Linked DNA regions of Homo sapiens: region 2 is linked to region 1. A link is a loop called in an ENCODE intact Hi-C map of the cell type or tissue named here. Cell type or tissue: psoas muscle. All regions are shown on one strand.

Region 1 (5,000 bases):
CCAACGTGGATGGAGGGGGCTGTCAGAAGCCCGCCACGCTCTGAGGCCATCTTCACCCTAACCCGCTGCTGGTCCCCCCCATTCTCCACCTGTAAGCCCCAGCAGATCCCCCAAACCCAGAGAGCTCTTTTCCAAAGCACCCAGTGTCTTCCGGGTTGGCTCACAAGCTCACAGAGAAAGGGAAAATGACACAGACAGACATCTCATCCTGGAGCCGGTCCCCCACCCCAAGCTTAGCCAGGGCTTGGATCCTTCAGGAACAAGGTCAAAGCCCATCCTCCTGGGTCGAAGTCATTCTCCTTGAAAGTTTTCTGCGTGTGTAAAGGCTAAAGCAACTGTTTGTTTTCCAGGTGATTTTCCTACCAACAGGGTCACCATTTCCATCATTTCCTCCGCCTCTGTCTTCTGCAGCAGCTCTGGATACATTTTACCTTTCTTATCAGTACCCAGGGCTATTTACTCCTTCTAACTAAGTGTTATAAACACAGTTTCCTCCAGCTGTATTTACTATATGCACAAACTGTTGCTTGGCCTGGGAGATACTGAACCTGCAAATGCACCATACAAAGCCTGTGGATGTAATGGTTAAAATGTTCTTGTCTCAAATGGAAATGTTTAGCTTAAATAAAAGAAGAAAACTGTCAGAATTTTGACGTGAATGTCTCTTCAGTGGAAAAGATACCTGGACGCTAAGAATTGGTGTCCCCACCACAGGGTGATGGGTTATGAGGGAGCTTTAAGGAGCATGAGTGTCTGAGAAAAATCGTTGGAAAAAAGTGTGACTTTGACCCTTCTCGGTGTATGGCAATAGTTCTGGAATGCTGGAGCTGTCTGCTGTGCCCCACTAAATCAGGGCAAACATGACCAAATGAATATGTTGCAATCATATCCCTATTATTTTTCTGTATCTCCAATTTATTCAGGGAGCAGGAAAGATATTTAACAATTACTTAGCAGCCTTCTTTACAGAACGAGAGAATGAATACAGATAACGCTGGCAAAGATTATTGAGAGCAGAATATTGAATTATCTGTGGATGGGAGCGAGCACATGAATAATTCATTCTCCCCACCTTCCGTATGGGCCCCTCCCGGGCCTGGGAGGCCAGACTGCTGGGCTGAGCTGCGCTGTGGCAGGGTATGTGTGGGGGAGGCATGCTAACATCTTGGCTCTCCCCGTTTTGCAAACAGTGCAAAGCTTCGCGTGGAACTTGCTATGCAAAAGCAACTGCATTTCAACCTTTTTGCTTTTCTGCAGAGCATATTTAATTTCTGCATTGCTGTGGACAGTAATCAGTAATGAAGTCATTAAATGCAAGAGGGGTGGAGAGAGAACTGTCTGCCAACCTCCCCCATTAAATTCAGGTACTTTGGCACATCTCTAATTAAGATCAGGAGGCTTGGGTTCCAATTGACAAAGCTCTTCATTCCCCTGATACTTAGTCAAGAGCGCTCGAGGGCAGAGCTAATACAGCGAGCAGGGTAATGGTTGGATAATTCCAATAAAAATTTCGAGTTATACTAGATTCTAGAGGTTAACTGGTACTACCCAGAGAAGGAGGCCATTTCTGGAGGTGTTGCCAGGTCTCTTCCAGACCTACAGAAAGATGTGATATTCATGAGACCGTGGCTGAGCAGTTTGCCTAGAGTCTATGGGGGCCACCTTTAGAACCCTCAGACTCAGGACCTTCTCTTATTAAACTAATGGTGCCTCCCTCTGAGCACCCGAGATCTGCAGTGTCAAATACTCCCAACTGGATTCACCCTGGGGAGAAATAAGGGGATGTATCATGTCTATGGAAAAGACCAGTGGCCAGGTAATTCCTGGGGAAATTATATTGTTTTATTTTCCACTCATTTAGATATTTAAAGAAAACATTTTGACATTTGCTGGTTATTCCAGCTTTCCCCCAAGGAACCAGGCTTGAATGCATTAATCCTAGATTTATATTTAAGAAACCCACATCTGATGTGTGAGTGTGGGGAGTGGACAGAGGGGTAGGAGAGGGCTTACAATGTTTTGACTACTGTATCTTTAAGGATTCCTTTCTATTTAGATGACTGGAAACAGAGACGAGCCCAGAGAGAAGGAGGTAGACAGAGGAGGGGAATGGGATTCACCTTTAGTGATGTTTGTGAAGTGCAGGAAAGCTCCCCATCCACCAGGGGTCGCTCTCCGAGACAGGCTCATTTTCCATCCAGAGGTGTCCTGCCTCCATGGCCAGCGAGCAGGCTTACCTGCCCACCTGTAACAGGTAGACACCTACCCAGGTGAGGACTTAATGGATTGTGAAGACCAAAAGAGCTGCAGCCACCAAATATTCAGGTTTGTTCTGTCTCCTTGCTCTGTCCATTTCCAAAAGGCCAATCACTAAGTCACCAAAAAGCCTCCAGAGACTTTGTAAATTGTCTTTCCATATGGTTTTCAGTGATGGCCAAGTTGGAAGTCATTTGCCTGCAGTAGATGCCAATCTACAGTGTTAATTTGGGAGCTGGCAGCTCTACCTCTGCCCCACTGGATAATCCAATAACAGAACCCAATAAAACTTCTATTTGAGCTGCAAACTCTAGTTAGGTCAAGTGGCCTTAAAAATCTCTATTAAGCCATATCCCTGGATTCAATGAAGCTCTCATATTCACACTAGTTTCTTTTCTTTTCCTTGTTTTTTTTTTTTTCTTTTTTTTTTGACAGAGTCTCGCTCTGTAGCCCAGGCTGAAGTGCAGTGGCGTGATCTTGGCTCACTGCAACCTCCACCTCCTGGGTCCCGGTTAAGCAATTCTCCTGCCTCAGCCTCCTGAGTAGCTGGGATTACAGGTGCATACCACCATGCCCAGCTAATTTTTGCATTTTTAATAGAGACAGGATCTCACCATGTTGGCCAGGCTGGTCTTGAACTCCTGACCTCGTGATCCACCCACCTCGGCCTCCCAAAGTGCTGGGATTGCCATTAGCCATCTTTTTAATGCACAGTTCTTAAAAGTTATTTCACTAAGGACTTCTTATACCTCTGCATCTTGAAGAGCATGGCCTGATTAAAAAAAAGTTTATAAAAATAACATTATCAGATCTACAAGTCTTATTTATTACTGAAAACAATTCATTAAAATAGTCTGTGATGGTTATAAATAATTGAAGCCATAAAGAAACATTTAGACTAAAAAGTAAGAGCTCTTCTTCCCCACCACACTCCCACCCTAGTCCTGCCCCATGTCCCTGGGGAGGGGGGCGGCTATTAAGAGTTTGTTCTACAAGTTTTTAGAGCAAAGTTGGAAAAGTTATACTTTTGTCACAATGAAAGAAGTAACCTTAATAAGACATTTTAAAATTTAATAAAGTAACCAAGAAAGCAAGTAATAAAGCAAGAGAAAGAAAATCTTGATAAAATTATCCCAAAGAACATGACCACAGCAGGAATTAATCTAAAACTAACAAAGGCAGGCGCAGAAATGACAGTACACAGCCCCTCTCTGGCAAGTGCTAATGAATGTGCACCGTAAGAAACAATAGATAACGGCGTCCTCAAGAAGCATTGGTATGTTAAATAGAGAGTTAGATGAGAATCTTGTCGTGGGGAAATAAAGATTATGGAGATAGAAGAAGAAAATAAAAGAAATGAACAGGAAACAAATAAAATGGACTAGGTGGGTGGCTTTTGACCATCCTAAAAACTTAGTTCTCCGTGTTTTTAGTGACTGCTGGATTTGCAAGGAATTGCTTTTTTTTTTTTTTTTTTTTTTCCGGCATTATTTCCAAGAAGAAGTCTCTTGGGCAATAGCAACCACATCCTTTATCTAATGGCAGAGATGGGTGAAGCTCAGCTCTTCTGCCAGAAGCAACAGTTGCAGGCCGGTACTTTACATGCATTTCCTTCTACCTCCTAACACCTGTTGGTCAACAGAAACAAGTCCCTGAGAAATCCAGGAAGGATCTAAACACACAAGACTTTTTAGATGCCCTCACCTCGTGATGCCCAACAAACTAATATCAGTCAGGAGAAGGAACTTGGAGCCAGGTAGATTTTGGTTCAAACCCCAGCTACACCACTCAATAGCTGTGTAATATTTAACAGTTTACTTAAACTCTATGATACATAAGTTACACACACATTCACACTCACAAAGGTGGGAGGATTCCACCAATAGGATTTCACAAATAGCTATTTAATTCATAGAGAACTAAGGATTAAATAGATATTTGTGAAAAGTGCCTAGAACATAAAAAACAGTCAAGAAGTAGTGGTGAATACAGTCAACAAAAATTGAGATACATGAAAATGAAATTGAAAGAAGAGACCCATAAAAGAAAATCCCAAATGCTTTTCTCTCCTTGCCCTCGGCATTGATGGATCCTGAAGGGACAATCTGGCTTTCCCGCAGCAATATTGCTAAGCACAGTGAGTCCCTTCTCAGCGCTGAGCATTGGTTGAGCTCCTGCTGTGTGCCAGGCCCTGTCATCAGCACTCTACGTGCCTTTCCTCCAATCCTCTGAAGCTGATGCTTTTCATCAACTCCACTGTACCAAAAAGAAAGCCAAGGATAAGAGAGGTTAATTTTCACAAGTCCACACTGCTCATATGTAGTGGGTGAGTTCTTGAACTCAGGTTTTGGAGTGGTAGGGCTCAAATGCTTCACCAGAATCACATCCCGACACCCACATGTCCTTACTCCATCCCAGGAGCCTGCCGGCACTGGAGCTTCCTCCTCCTCTGCAGTGAGGCACCCTTCCTTTAGTGCCCTCGGCCGTGCCTGGCACACACAACCAGGCCGAATAAACCACCAGGCTGCCCTCTGAGACCCACCCAGCTTCCAGTGCACCTTCCCCAACTCCCGTCTCAATCACGTCACCTCTGCAGGAAGACTTCCTTGACTCCATCTGGGGAACAGCTCTCCGCACACTGACTGCTGGTTTCCTTGCTGATTTTCCTCCTCATACAATTACTGTGATTTATTTGTCTGCTTGCTTGGTTTGGTCTATCCTTCGCACAGAACTGTCTCTGAGGA
Region 2 (5,000 bases), 200 kb after region 1:
CACCAGCTTGAGAAACTGTCACGTGAATTCCTCGTGCGCCACTCAGTTCTTAGGACATGCTTCCTCGCCCCAGATGCAAGGTGTGCAGTTCCATCTACCCAGACCCTCAGTGCTGAGGGTCCTGGCCCCTGCCAGCAGCAGCTAGGGCTTCCAGCTGGTCCCCGAGGTCGAGCATGTGCATCCCATCATAGGATACTGATGTCAGGACCATAAGGACATCTGAAAGGTCCAAGGGGGGACATATGGAGAAGGAAGAAGGCCTCGCAAGTGTCTCCAGAGCTTAACACCCAGAAAGGGATGCAGGGTCACCAAATATGCCTTTTCGTAGACTGACCTCAGCGTAAGGACGCAGGCTGCAGCACTGACCTCCCGGCATGGAACTTTCTATCTGCCGTCCCTTTGTTCCCTGACTTGTTAGAACACTGGGGAATGGCCTCCCCAGTTTTCTGCATTTTCCCTTCTTTCAAACAGATTTTCTCTTTTTGGGAGGTATGCCTGGCTGCACTGGAAAGTTAGTCTCAAATATGATTCTGCCTCAGTACTACTTAGGAAAGCTTTTCAAAAATACAGACTCCAGGGCCCATTGCGGGACTATGGGATCAGAATCGTTCAGGAAGGGTTCCAGAAGGCTCTTCTTTCTAAAAGCCCCCTAGACAATTCTGAGGACCAGCTGCTTTAGACCGGGACCAAATGGAAATATAGATGCAGGGATGCTTTCCTACCATTCCCCAGAACTTGCTTTAGGGACTGCAGTGCCATCCCAACACACAACACCCAGAACTGGCTCAGACATCAGAGGCCAGGTACACTGTCCACAAGAATTTCCAGCTAGGAGCTCCAGGCTCCCCAGAACTGGCACTTCTGACCAACTGGCCAAAAATTTGGCATTTCCCACAACCCCCTCAGGTTTCATAATTTGCCAGAACGACTGGCAGAACTCAGGAAACTGCTGCAGTGATAAGATTACAGTGTTATTATCAAATGGTGGAAATACAGCCCAGCCCAGTGAAGAGATGCATAGGGCCAGGCCTGGAAGGTTCCATGGCATCACCCTGTGGATCAGGACATATCACCTGTAGGCACCTTGATGTGTTCACTAATTGGGAGCTCACCTGAGCCCATGTCCAGAATTTTTATTGGAGTTTCGTTACATAGGCATGATTGATTAACTCACTGGCCATGCAATTAAACTCAATCTCCAGCCCTCCTCCACTCACTGAAGGACTGACGTCATGTTGGTCAAAGCCCCAAGCCTCCAATTACCTGGCTGACCTTTCTGGTGTGGTCAGCTTCCATCCTGGTAATTTCATAAGCATAAACTCAGGTATGGTTGGAAAGGCCCACCATGAATAACATAGATTCTCCTATCACTCGGGAAGTTTCAAGGATTTAGAGGTTTCCTCCAAGAAACCAGGGCCATAGCCCAGCCAAATCCTTTATCATGGAACCGGGAGATTTGTAACTGGACTGACGCTGTCACGGAAGAAAGCCATTTTGGTCTGGCCTCCAGCAGAATCAGTTGACAATAGCCTTGAGACCTCCACCTCCTTGTTAGTGGCCTGAGACGCCTGGAGTAAAACAAAGACAGTAAGGGCTCTGGCCATTTATCATAGGGTGTGGGTTCTGTGGTGATGACAGTTGAATTGGAGGAGGATTTAGAGAACATTCTGGAAGAAGATCTGTGTGCATTTCAGGGAAATTTCCTCTTTAACTTGTGCTTCCTTCCAGAACATTCTGGAAAGAGGTCTGTGTGCATTTCAGGGAAATTTCCTCTTTAAGTTGTGCTTCCTTCCAGAATATTCTGGAAGGAGGTCTGTGTGCATTTCAGGGAAATTTCCTCTTGAAGTTGTGCTTCCTTCCAGAACATTCTGGAAGGAGGTCTGTGTGGATTTCAAGGAAATTTCCTCTTTAAGCTGTGCTTCCTCAGCACCAGAGTACCCGGGGAGCTCTCCCACTTCCTGCAGGGTGGGCTGGGTTCTGTGGGTTCGTGCCACTCCCAGATCACAGGCAGGCACAGCTTCAAAGGCAAAGGGGTGCAGGACCAGGCCACATCCTGGCACAGGAGACAATGTCTACACCACAGTCCGTGACACCAATGACCATCCATCCCATAGTGGGTTCTAGGCATCATGCTTCCATAGCAACTCCAGGCCCTCCACCCCAGCCTCATTTCTTGTGACTTTCAATGGGAAACTAGCAGGAGAGAGAATAAATTTTGGTTTTTCATTAAAGAGGACCACAATCAAGGGAATTAAATTGCACTTATTTAAGGCCGTTCTCTCCCAGTCCTGAGGGGAGAGGTAATTTCACAAATTAGCCCAAGAACCCAGAGACTGAGTTAGGTCTGCCGAAGCCAGAGTCCTATTCCCTTCACTGCAGAAGGCTTGGGCCTGCACATTTAAGATGTTTTCTGCCACCCCCAACTCAGAGGACACCCTCCCTCGGGCCTTTTCAAATCCCTCCAATTTTTCTCCAAGCAGCCAGCTCAGTCTTGGGCTCCAAGACCCACCCACGTTCAAAGCAGCAACTTTGGCCAGAAAAAAATGAAAGAAGGGAATTCTCTGTGTGAAATAATGGATTACAGATACAGCCACTCCCCCGTCACTGCCACCACTTTAAAATGAATTTCCAATTGAAAATAGCCATTGGACTATAGATAGCTTGGCGCAGAGATGGCCGGTCAGGCTGTACTCCCAGATGCCTGGGTCAGCAAATTCCAAAGCATCTACTCAGCAGTTCCACATTCTTCCAAGAAAGTTCAGTTCTCTCCCTCCTCTCAGCTCTGGGACCCAGGGGCTAGAGATGAGGGTGGCCACCCCCACCCTGTGTTGATGCCAGGCACCTCTCCCCATGAGGACTCCAGGCACCGAGTTAAGTAAATTAAATAAAACTATTTGAGCTTATTTATGGCTTGTGGGTTTTTCTGGTCAGCCTGACCTCCGTGAGCACCTTCAAAATAAGATTTCTATTAGGGAAGATGACTTCAGCGTTTTAAAATTTTTTCTTGCCCCCAGAGTCATGGTTTTAATTAACAGTATCACCGAGTGGCTCTCCCTGGCAGACAGTGGCGTTGCAGGCCTGTTGAGGCCCGGCGAGGAATGAGCCAAGCAGATTCTGTTTGCGTTAATCCTGCCAGTGCAGAAGCTGCATCCCAGGGTAGAGCGACTACAAAATGAGCTTTCAGGCCACGAGCATCTTCCAGCAGAATCTGGGGGTGTCAAGGCTGCCAGACACAGCAGGCATGCCCGCCTGACCCCACGTTGGACAGGCAGGGCTCATGGCTACCCCAGCTTGCTGCGGGGAAGGCTGCAGAGAATCCCAGCTGCAGCTGGTTCCTGAGAGGCCAGGCAGCACTTCGGCACTGCAGATTCATCGTCTTCTCAGGCACCCAGCGTGAGCGCCAGCCTTGAAAATAATCAGCTGTGGCTCTAATTCATTATAAGCTCCGAGCAGCCCGAGCCTGTGCCATGAGACGGGCCGAGCTCTGCATCCTGGCTTGGTGGAGCCCGTAGATATGACCAGCCTCCTGCTGCAGTGTGGCTGCAAGACGCCTTCCCCACGGCCCTGGGTAGTGTACCTGCTGCCTGACAGCGAGCAGCAAAGCCCTGAGACAGGATTGCCATCAAGCGTTCATGGTGCAGGGTTCTTTGGGGGCATTTATTCTGTCTCTTGTCAATGGCAAGGCGAGGCAGGGATTCATCATGTCAGACCCTGTTCTTCCTGATTTGATTCTGTGTTTGACCTTGCCCAATCATACAAAAATATCCCCCTCTACCAGCAGTTTAGGTCAAGGAAAGTACAGACACCCCTCATTATCCAAATATTGTCAATTCCTGGAAACACTTTGGAGAGCAAATTTCCAGACATCAGGGCTTCACCCCTTTATGTGAACTGGGAAAAAATAATAATACATTCCCAGGCCAACAAAAACAATCCCCAACCAATTTTCCAAATATCTCTTAAGACACTCTTAAACACCTATATAGCAATGTGCTAAGGATGCTTGCACAATGCAAACATTTAGGACTCCTGCTTTTTGATGAGTCTACATTGGATGAACTTCTGGATGGGGATGTTCACATGCAGTATTTAACATCACTGAATGGAGTCAGATTAGAATTATGTTTTCCTTCTACACTGTAAGGGACGTGCATAAAATGTTAACTGCACAAATGAGGTAACAGGTAAAAGACAGAAGCTAGGTTACATCCAGCTTGGGAGGGGCAACACTGGAGCTAGAAACGGCTAGACCCCAAGGAAAGGGAGGGTGGGGAGGAGAGTGACACTGAGGAGCTGCTCTGAACAACCTGGCAGGATCCCCACGGGCAGAGAGCCGAGATGCCCACTGCTGTGCGCCCACCCTCTAGTGGGCACCTCTACGCACTTTCTTATTCTGAGTGAACTTGGGTAAAATGTTAACACATTGTTAAGGCAGATCATTCAGATCAGGAAAAACTGGAGTAGGCGGAGTGATCAGTACTGGGTTTTCCCTCCCAAAAGGTAATTGGACAATGACTGTGTGTGACAGGGACAAATGCATTCGGGCGCTAGAGGTTCAGCCCTCCTCTTCCCCTACCCACTAAAGAAAATGTCATGTTTGCCGTATAGCATGCCTGCCTCATGCTAAAACGTGGAGCAGAAAACAAGGCCAGAGCCGTGAGGGCTGGCTCCAAGGAGCCTCTGGGAAAGAAAAGGGCTCTGGAAAAGCTCTGGAGTGAGACCATGGGAGGGGAGAAATACGGGGTGAAAGAATCGTAGGGAAAGTCATAGAGAGGTTTCTCCTTAAAGGGTTTGGATGAACTCAGGTCATTTTTCCAATTGCTTTGAGTGTCTGCTGCTTCTCTTAGTGGGATGCTAAGAGCAGGGCAGATGGGGCCCCAGAGACGTTGAGGTTATGCTGGGACGTTCAGTTCAGTCTGCTCAGATTTAATTTGGGCAGCAGCATTCACTTTTTAAGGGTGCTACAGGTGCCACCAGAAAGTCTAGTGTTCAAAAGTCTG

What was found. A loop is a pair of places that touch in the nucleus more often than their neighbours do. Peaks named below come from ENCODE experiments on the same cell type or tissue, not always from the same donor. Only the 100,000 strongest peaks of a DNase experiment are listed, where the experiment ranks them.
Region 2: it touches region 1 in a loop (9-fold over the local background); 46 of 110 quality-filtered maps call a loop at or near these places.

What each region holds. Positions count from the first base shown.
Region 1 is chr20:60,260,357-60,265,356 of GRCh38, reverse strand. The region is part of intron 3 of MIR646HG (MIR646 host gene); the gene reads right to left. The region is part of intron 1 of LOC105372698 (a long non-coding RNA gene); the gene reads right to left. Among named protein-coding and RNA genes, the nearest start is that of MIR646, 46 kb to the left of the region's middle. In psoas muscle, a CTCF peak has its summit at 2,163 (motif pointing right); no DNase peak of the experiment used is centred here; H3K27me3 peaks cover 322 bases.
Region 2 is chr20:60,060,984-60,065,983 of GRCh38, reverse strand. All of the region lies in intron 2 of LINC02910 (long intergenic non-protein coding RNA 2910), which reads right to left. Among named protein-coding and RNA genes, the nearest start is that of LINC02910, 7.6 kb to the right of the region's middle. In psoas muscle, no CTCF peak of the experiment used is centred here; DNase peaks (open chromatin) are centred at 2,803, 3,083 and 3,331; H3K4me3 peaks cover 989 bases; H3K27ac peaks cover 2,556 bases.